Linked DNA regions of Mus musculus: region 2 is linked to region 1. Evidence: chromatin loops called from intact Hi-C (ENCODE). Cell type or tissue: gastrocnemius. All regions are shown on one strand.

Region 1 (5,000 bases):
TCATGGTCTTAAGGATACAAGAGTCCCTTCATCCTTCAAGGGACTCCAGTCCAGGCAGTGGGACCCAACTTTTGAATTACTATGCCTCCAGGAAGCCAAATCTTGACTGAAGCTCAGCACTATGTGGGGCTTCAAGAAAGAGAGATTATTAGTATGTACTGAGGTTGCTCAGTCCTGATCCTTTTGGATGAAGTCATGTGACTTCTTGGCATGGCTGGACCTAAAATGTACAGAGTTGGGGTGCAAGTGCAAATAGAAATATTATTGACATAGGCTGGGAGTTCTCTCCTCACACAGCAGTCAAAGCAGGCAAGACTTGCCCCTCTGAGTAACCCTTTGCTTCCCAAGCCGCGGCCACCCTTCCTGCATTCTACAAAGAAATCTGATACTAGAAATCTGCATTCAAATTTAGAATGGATTGATTCCACGAGGTTCTATACAGAAATATACCATGTCCTAGTCTCTTCCAAACTATAATTTTAGCCCTAACAAGAGTCCTCAAGGACAAACACACAAACACCCAGATCTGCAGATCTATGGTCTGTGAACATTCTCTCTAATGCACCCCCCTCCCCCGAGCCAAGCTTCTGTTATGGGAACAGAAAGGTGGGTTGGAGAAAAGGCTCATGAGTATCCTCAAAGGAGAGTTGGGCCTTGATAAAAAAAAAAAAAACAAAAACAAAAAACCTCTGTAGTCCCTAGCACCACAGTGAGCATACAGGCTCTAAGAGGCCTTAGGTAAGTCTTATCTCGTGGATGGATATTGCCTGGAGACAGACTGGCAAGTATGGAGCTCAAGGCAAGACTCTTCTGGCTCCAGTTTGTGTTTCATCTGCTAAACGGACTACAAACAAAACCTCCCTCATAGAGTTTCTCTAAGCCATCTAGTGCACAGAAGTTGGTGGCCTGAAATAAGTAATGACACACAGTAAGTGCCATAAGTAACATGAATTGAATCTTCTGGAACTAGAGTTACAGATATTTGTTAGCCACCGTGTGGATGCTGGAAACCCAACCCTGGTCCTCTGCCAGAACAAATGTTCTTAACCTCCAATTCACCTCTCCAGGTCCCAAACATGACCTTTAAACTAATATTGTTTGTTTGTTTGTTTGTTTGTTTGTTTGTTTTTTCTTCCTCGATTTAGAAAGGTCTGTTTTGGTGTCCTCTCCCCCACAAGACTAGCAGAGCAGGTCATGATCCTCCAGCTGCGGGTGCATCTTGAAGATGATGCAGTGTGTGTGGTAATGGACCAGTTCCGAGTAATGCAGGGGAACATCCACTAGCTCTGAGTGGTGGATAGAGAGAAAGCTAAGAACCCTAAAATGAAGTTCCACAGAATCCCTACATATAAATCCTGATCATCTACCGAGCCCATACACCACCCACTGCCCAGAGCTGGGACAGTAAGAGCAATGTGGACCCTGACTGATAGACCCCAGGTTAAGTAGCTTCCATCCCAGAAGGAAGGCCAGAAAGCCAGGCTCTCAGGAACTCCAAATCCGCGATGTTCCCTTCAACAGTGGGGAAACTGAAGCCCTGAGAGGCCATCCCAGGTTACACTCACAGGAAGGATTGAGGCTGAACTTCTGGTTGAGTTTGGGAATCCTGCCATCACGGTGAACAACCTTGGCATGTGCTAAGAGATGCTAGCAATGTCAAGTTCAGCTCCATGGGGAGGCCATCATGACTAAGGACTCACAACCCAGCACGACCCTTTACCCCTGATGAACTTAGGTTCTAACTCTCCTTTTTACCCACAAACTGCAGAGTCTGGTCTCCAGGTCGTTCTAGGCTACAAGCACAGGTAGCGACACTATTTAGCATTCTTGAGCAGGGGGTCAGAGACTCTGTTAGATTTTTTTTCATGCTTTATCTCATTTAATCCTCAAACAACTCTATGATCTGGGAACCAGAATTTTTCCTCTCTCGTTTTCTACCTGAGGAGCCTGGAGGCTTAGAGAGCGCTCAGCCCCTTGGTGAAGGTCATCTGTTTAACTAGTGAATTGTGCAGCAAGGCATGCACTAGACAGAGCCTCTGTGTTTGTGACCACTGAGCAATCTCAAAATATGCATTTACTAAACAGTGTTCTAATGTTGAAGGTGCCAAACAGGAGGTATTTAGGAGGGGGTGGGGGAGGCTCTGTTAACTCACTAAATGGCACCACCAGAAAGATTAGGGGTCCCAGTGACACAATGAGAATACTCATGGAGGACATATTGTGATAATCTGGCTAATATGCCACCTCCTTCTAGCCTTCTTTTTCCCAGAAACTGGCTTGATGGGGGGGGGGGGGGAGTGCGGGGAGGGGAATAGTCTATATTCATCAACCCCTTTCTAGAGATCTTTGGCTTCCACTAGGACTGCAGCTCCGCATATAGCCACCAGAGGGCGAGCCATGTCTGTGGCCAAGAGTACCCAGAGCCCGGCCAACTGTCTAAGCAGAGATCTGTCTACATGACCAGGCCACCTTCCCCGGTTACACTGAGCCATCAGTATACCTCTTGGGATCTCCAAACATTTCGCTGCCAAAAAACAAAAACAAAAACAAAACAAACAAACAATCAAACAAACGAAAATACCCATCACGAGGTCTGCCTCTAATGGGTCAGCCCGTATCAAAAAAAAAAAAAAAAAAAAAAGACCTCGAAACAGCAATGAGGCCAGCTTGCCTTGGGAGCTGGAGACTATGTAACCTGATGAATGCTACTTTCTCTATGTACAAATGAGTAAAGGGAGTGTAAGGAAGAGAGTGAATGGGCCGGGGTACTTAGAGAAAGCTGGTGCTCAAATCCAGAGAGAGTTGTCAGAGTGCAAGGAGAGGGGCCCCCAAGAGTAAATGTCTGGAGAAGCAAGAGGTGGGAATAGCCCACAGGGAAATCCAAACGCACAGCAGGATTCTGGGAAACCGCTACTAGCCATCCGCCCACCCACCAGCCAGCGGTCCAACAGCCTTGCTCAGCACCTGTTGGACACACTGTATGAGAAGCATTTCCTGCCCTCAAAACGCTGGCAGTCTAGAGGAGCGAGTGGTGAGTCAACAGATAACCATGGGAAACCCGAACACCTGTACAAGGCGGTGGCTTAGAGAGCTTGTGGCTGTCTAGGGAATCCCAACTTGGGCTGATGGAGAGGCCTGGAGCTGAGGACCCTCTTCCCCACACAGCTCATCCCAGGATGGGGTTCCCCTCCAAGCTTTGGTTGTCTGCCTGTGCTGGGGGCCAGTGTCCCCTCCCACCCCTCTCAGAAGAGCTGAGGCCCAGGGAGTCGATGAAGCACACCTGAGTCAGCCCGCCGCCCACCCGCCCCTCAGCGTCTGTCTCCGCATCTTGTGATATTTCGCTCCCCGGGAGCCAGCCCCATTGCGCTCCGGAGGCAGCTCGGCAAACAAATCCAGCGACAGATTGTGCCGCGGCTCATTCCGGGGAAGGACGCCAAATCCCACCCTGCTACCCCCAACACTCCCTCCCCGCCGCCCCCTCCAGCACTAAACACCCCCCCACACCCTCGCGCACGCTCCAGGAGCGGGCCCTGCACAGGGTAGGACCCAAGGAAAATCAAGGCTCTATTCCAGAGAGAGGAGACCCAAATATGCCCCTTTCTGTTTCTATCTGACCTGGAAAAAGAGAAAAGCAGGAGAGAAAATTCAGGGACTGCCAAGCTGCGAGCCCCGGAAGCAACGTAAGATAGAACCACCAGGGGGCACTCCAGAATGAGGTGCAAGAGTCTGAGAGCAGCTACCACCACCAACATCGCAGCCCAGCCAAGAAACAAGATGAAAGGGAGGAAGGGAGTAGAGACAAAGAGGCGAGGAAACACATGCGGACTTGGAGAGGCCAAGAGGAGGCTGGGACTCTCTCTCTCTCTCTCTCTCTCTCTCTCTCTCTCTCTCTCTCTCTCTCCCCCCCCCCCTCTCTCTCTCTCTCTCTCTCACACACACACACACACACACACACACACACACACACATACACAGAGACAGAGAGAAAGAGAACCAATGAAGACAGAAGATATACTCATCTCATCTTTGGGGAGGAAAGGACAGAAACTAAAAGGCGGCGCACAAGAGAATAGAGATTAAAGATGGGGATCATAAAATATGAATAAGAGTTGGGGGAGAAAATGAGAGAAATCGAATGAGTACGAGAGAAGAATGGCAGATTATAAAAGGTGCGTGGAGTGAATGAGAAGAATGAGACTAGCATATATAAAGCGCCGACTGTATGCCGTGCACAGCGTTGGACCCAGGCACAGGTATGAAGAGGAGCCCGTGCCTGGACTAAGGGTTCCTCCGCTCCACTCGCAGGCAGGGTCCGACTGCATCCAGATGGCCCTGGCACCGCCGCCGTAGGCACCACTGCAGCAATCCCAACCCCGCGTGCGCCGCTTGGCGACAGTTCCCCAAGCGGCTCCCTTCATACGGGGGTTATCAAAAACCGTGTACTAGGCACCTTGGACTGACCAAGACTAGGGCGAAAGGCGTTGAGGCTTTTAAAATAAGGCGCTGAGGTCAGGGATTGGCTGACTCCGCCAGGATAGAGGCGTCTAGGGACCCTATGAGGCCCCTATCCGCCCCTTGGTAAGAAGAGGGTTAGAAGTTTTTGTGAACCAGCAGTCTGCTACCACTTTTGGATCCTCTTCTGCCCTCTGGCGAGAGATAAGAAATCATACCCTTTGGGACATATCACGTAAATACACGCGCGCACGCGCGCGCGTTCACACACGCACACAATTCGCACGCACGCTCAAACTTACACCCATTTGTAAAAAGCTTTAAGGTACATACAACACACCTGAACATTTATTCCCTTCTCCTCCCATCCCGAACTCGAGCGCGCAGAATTTCACACAGCCCTCGCGTGGCTCAACCAGAGCAGAAACCAGCGAGCACACACTAGTACTCCCGCCCTGGTCCTGGTTCCCGACAGGAATAAAAGGCCAGCACTCAGCTACACCTGCCCAAGCGTCTGCGCGCGCGAGCACGCGCACATACACTTGCTC
Region 2 (5,000 bases), 440 kb after region 1:
CTTCTTACCAGTGTGTTCAAGATAACAGTGTCTGAGATGAGAATAGACAGACATCAAAGGGATTGGTGTGGACTGGAGTTCCAATTTCATGAGGTGTGAGATAAGAATATTAATAATGAAAAAAATGTGAGTGGTTATATCATTGTAGATTTATATATTTCCCCCACAGTAACACTTTGCACAAAACTATTGATAGAACTCAAGTTATTGATAATGGGAAATATTCACAATTTGACAGATTATAGTGTAGTTCTAACATATATTAGAGTCTCATGTATGCATTCTCATCTCTAGTGAGTTTGTCCAGTGTATTCCCCAGGAACAAGGTTGGGTAAACCCAACTCCTGAGCCTGATGCCTTAGTTGATGGGAGGGAGGGAATGATGGCAGCCGAGAGGAGAGTCTTAAATCCCCACAGTGTCATGGAGGGTTCCCAACTATACGGTGCAGCTTGACCTTCCTTGCACTTATGAGCTTTTGCTTCAGTCTCAGAGGGCTAGGATTAGAGGGCGGAGTCCTGCAGCTAGCTACAGCTTGATTTAACATTGTAGACTTGACACTCTTTTGATCAACTAGTTGCACAGTCTTATCTAGGTTTGTTTTATTTCTGTTTAATTTTTAATTAGTTTTACAATACCAAGAGGCACGCAGCATGGGACCCTTAGTAAGCTACCTGTTGGCCCTCGATCCACAAACACTCTCCAGGGGAGGGACACGCTATCACCCAGGCATCCCGTGACCCTTGAGCATTCTGTATTTCACTGAGCTTTTTATTTGACATCCCAAGACACAGGGAAGAAAACCAGATTGTTACCCTTATGCTAGGAGATACAAAATATAAACACTCAATCACAAATATTCAAATGTAAATTATAATTCTATTTTTTGGCTACCTCGGATCAGATTCTTGTTATAATATTCGGCAAATGTTCTAGTTTCATGGGTACAGAAGGATAGTCCTTATTTTTAAAAACATTATTCTCAACTCTTCCAAGTGTAAGAAAAATTATCCTTACTCCTTCCCTGAGGTAGTCTGCTGTTCGCTCTTTAGTAAGCTCTTCAATAAATTACTATTGTAATTATTGTAAATTAGTGATTGCAAGCGTCATTAAAAGGGCCTGCTGCCCGATATATTGTTGTATCTGCAATAACAACCCAGTTCTTGATAGATACGTATTCAGGGCACAATTTTAATACTCAAAAAGGTTATCCCCATAAATGAAAACCAAGACAGGCATACACCTTCCCAAGAGTGGATGGCTGTGGATGTCCGAGATTAACCCGAGGTCTTCCTGTTGTCTGGGACATCCTGCTTAGGTGTGAACAGCAACAAGATCAATGCATAGAATATACTGATATAAAATTATGGTAACTTCATTAATATGGGAATTCTAAAGAAATAAGGTAATAACGAAATAAAAAGTTGATAGTGTTTTTGTCTTTACGTGGTTGCTATGAATTTAGCACCAGATTTTCATCAAAAATGAGTTCCAGCTTTATAAAGCAATTTTTAGAGTGCTATTGAGCAGACATTACTTTATTAAATTGAATTGTTTAGTCCAAGTATTTGGGTGAAATCTCAGCCTTTCAGGTCTGTGATAATCTTACTCTTATTATTGTGAATTATACCTGGTATAATAGCATATGAGAGTCAGTTCTCTCATCTGCACGTATAAGTCTAAGCAACTTGATAAAACCTGCATCACAAAGAACATCTACAAAAGTAGATCTGCTTTTTGTTTTTGTTTTTGTTTTTGAGATAGGGTTTCTCTGTGTAGCCCTGGCTGTCCTGGAATTAACTCTGTAGACCAGGCTGGTCTCCAACTCAGAAATCTGCCTGCCTCTGCCTCCCAAGTGCTGGGATTAAAGGTGTCTGGCATCACTGCTGGGAGATCATTAGATGATTTTATAACGAAGTTCCATGAGATTGTAATTACTCAGAGGAAAGTTTGCCGGTAATTACTGTAACTACATCAACAGCACTGAAGAAACAACTCTTTTGTGGTACACTGTCTCCCTCTTGTGGCCAACTTATTAAATAGCAGGCTGAACTTGGGCTCTGTGTCTTCCTGAACACATACCGACAGAAACGCTCTCTCTCTCTCTCCCTCTCTCCCTCTCTCTCTCTCTCTCTCTCTCTCTCTCTCTCTCTCTCTCACACTCACTCACACTCACACACACACACACACACACACACACACACACACACACACACACACACACACACACACACACACACGATTTCAGTAAGCAAGAGCTGATATAAGTCAGCCAGAGAGAAGCACGACAAAATCTGTGCTTAGCTCTCCTTCCGGTAACACTGTCTAGTTCTCAGCCCAGAGCGTGGGAGTCAAAGAATCAATCAGTGCTTCCCCGCCATACCCCAGGCCTGCTCAGTAGCCATCTCTCAGATAACTCTTGATTCAGTCAACTTGACGTTTGACACCACAGATATCTGATTTTACCAGTACTATAGGTGATTGGGGCTGAGGAGACAGGAATGAGCTTGACTTGTAAGACCAGGAACTGAGTTTTATTCCAGAATGAATGTAAAAATAAGCTGGACTTTGGCGGTGCATGTCTGTAAGTCCTGTAGTGGGAAGCCAGAGAAAGGCAGATTCCTGAGGCCCGGTGTCCCCAGAGCCAGCCAGCCAGCCTAGCGTGCCTTTTGAGTTCTAGGGTAGTGAGAGATTGCAATTGAAGAGAGACAGTCAGGGAGTATGTGCACCCCTCCACTTATGCATACCTGCAAGCATGTTCGCAAACAAGTAAATAAGTAAAAAAGGAAGAAATAAGTGGGAACATTCCAATGTCTTTGTTAGAATCATAACTTTATTAAAATATGGCCAGAATATATTAATTAATATTTAACTATAGTAATGAATTGCAAATGGAAGAAGATAGTTGAAAGTAGCCTAGATCAAATGTATGTAAAATATTTTCCAAAAATTCACATTTTAAAATTGTAGGGAATTAAAAAAATGGATTTATTACTAGATTATCATCTATGTACAATTTACACTTTGTTTTAAAATAATTTTTAGGTGAGAACTTTGACGTGATGTCCATTCATGTTTTAGTATTTAAAATAATGGTGAATGAAGAGAATGTTTTACAGTAGTGCTCATAGATTGTCTCTTAACAGAGCACTGCTGCCCTCTAAAGGACAAATTGGTTTATGCCATTTAAAGCCTCAAGTGCCTTCCTTATAGATCATATATAAATTATCAAACACGTGGAACATATAGGCTCGCTCACTCAGGTCGTTACTTGCATGGAACCCATAATAACCTGAATTTTCAGTTTTAATTTTCTCATTTAAAAATTGACGGTGGAAATTGTATATTTGGCAAAACAACAGCAAGGATGTTATCATAGTGTTGGGAGAGAGCTACACACGTGATGTTTTAAAATTTACCTTGTAGATTCTGAGCTGGGGTCAATGAAACCGCTACATACATTTTGTGCAATGAAGGCAGATGATGGTCCATGCAAAGCAATGATAAGGAGTTATTTTTTCAATATGTATACTCATCAATGTGAAGAATTTATATACGGGGGATGTGAAGGGAACGAGAACCGATTTGATACCCTGGAAGAGTGTAAGAAAACATGCATACCAGGTAGGTTTCCGGGAAGCCTGTGGCACAAGAGTTGGTGTGGTTGAGGTCTCAGTGCAGATTCAATAATTTTAGAAGAACAATGTGATTTCCCAGGAAAGCCTGCTGTTTACATTTCTAGGTTTCTGGCCCACTGTTGTTTCTTGATTTCATCCTACCAGTTATCATAAAATTATGAAGCTTCATTTATTATCTATACTGCAAAGGGAAGAAACCCATAGTCCATGGAAGACTTTCATAGGTACAATGACATTAATGCAGCGAGCGTACCTACCTGGGAGCTGGGCAGTCAGGAAACAGTTGTTTTTCCTATAGACTTGGCTGCACCTTTATAAGCAGCATGCTCCTCCAACGCTTTTCTCTGAAGATAGTGAGTCAGAGAACTGACCCTTAGGCTCTAAGGATAAATGTATTATCACATATAAACTTCTATTATTTGAGTAAGCTTAGAGTTTCTAAAACTGACCTAGAAATGAGTCATTTATATGAAAAATTTGTAATACTACAAAAAAACATCAAAATTGTATCCCTCCCATGTAAACTTTACCTGGTCTAGCTTTGGCATTGAATATATGGCTGAAAGACTATAAAGCATATAATGTGTGATTAAACTTCATTGGCATTCTTACTCTCAGTCACATCATAATTTTATAACGTTTTGATAATGATTGCCAATCTTACCATTTGTAATCCCACCTGGTGTTAATGCATAGTAGGGGAGCGACATGCAATGCAATATTATGCATCCCAAAGCTGCATGGAAAAGTTTTAAAAAGTTTCAACAAAAAAATCTGATATATATTTGAGGGGGTAGATGTATCTCGCCTCACTTAAACATCACTTAGTATACAGTGAATTGAAATATGACATAACACCCCATTGCTATGTATAATTCTACATTTCTATCTATCAGTTAAAACAAGTTTAGAAAACGGCAGTGGGATCTGGGGATTCAGTTCAGTGGTAGACTTTTTTGGCATAGCATTTATAAGACCTTGCATTTGATATGCACTAACATAATAGGTAAAAACAATAATAAAACAAGGAAACAAAAATGACTGGCTAAAATAACCTCTCTCTATAAAACTTGGTTCATTAGGGCATGTATGAGAATGCTAATTGGATTATGTAACTGTCCTAGTTGAAGATCAAGTCATAATAGTACATTGTCGATGACGGCCACTGATTCACATCCTTCCTTTGGCAGGTTATGAGAAGACAGCTGTGAAGGCAGCATCTGGAGCAGGTAAATGCTCACTTACGTGTCAATCAGTAGCAGTGATCTAAGATAGTTCTTATACACCCCTGGTGGGGTTCTCTTTACATCCACATGACGTCAGAGATAATGTTTTCTTAACTGAAAACTTAGACACTACAGACA

The links. Hi-C counts contacts between places; a loop is a spot of excess contacts. Peaks named below come from ENCODE experiments on the same cell type or tissue, not always from the same donor. Only the 100,000 strongest peaks of a DNase experiment are listed, where the experiment ranks them.
Region 2: it touches region 1 in a loop (6-fold over the local background); 2 of 42 quality-filtered maps call a loop at or near these places.

What each region holds. Positions count from the first base shown.
Region 1 is chr2:84,887,558-84,892,557 of GRCm38, reverse strand. It overlaps a transcript of Rtn4rl2 not described here. Among named protein-coding and RNA genes, the nearest start is that of Rtn4rl2, 3.4 kb to the right of the region's middle. In gastrocnemius, CTCF peaks have their summits at 2,392 (motif pointing right), 3,696 (motif pointing right) and 4,641; DNase peaks (open chromatin) are centred at 3,683, 4,343, 4,738, 4,903 and 3 more places; H3K4me3 peaks cover 2,046 bases; H3K27ac peaks cover 1,942 bases.
Region 2 is chr2:84,452,422-84,457,421 of GRCm38, reverse strand. It overlaps Tfpi (tissue factor pathway inhibitor), which reads left to right. Exons shown (of 9, transcript NM_011576.1): 4 at 3,425-3,622; 5 at 4,827-4,865. Among named protein-coding and RNA genes, the nearest start is that of Tfpi, 19 kb to the left of the region's middle. In gastrocnemius, CTCF peaks have their summits at 2,004 (motif pointing left) and 3,160 (motif pointing left); a DNase peak (open chromatin) is centred at 2,017; H3K4me3 peaks cover 274 bases.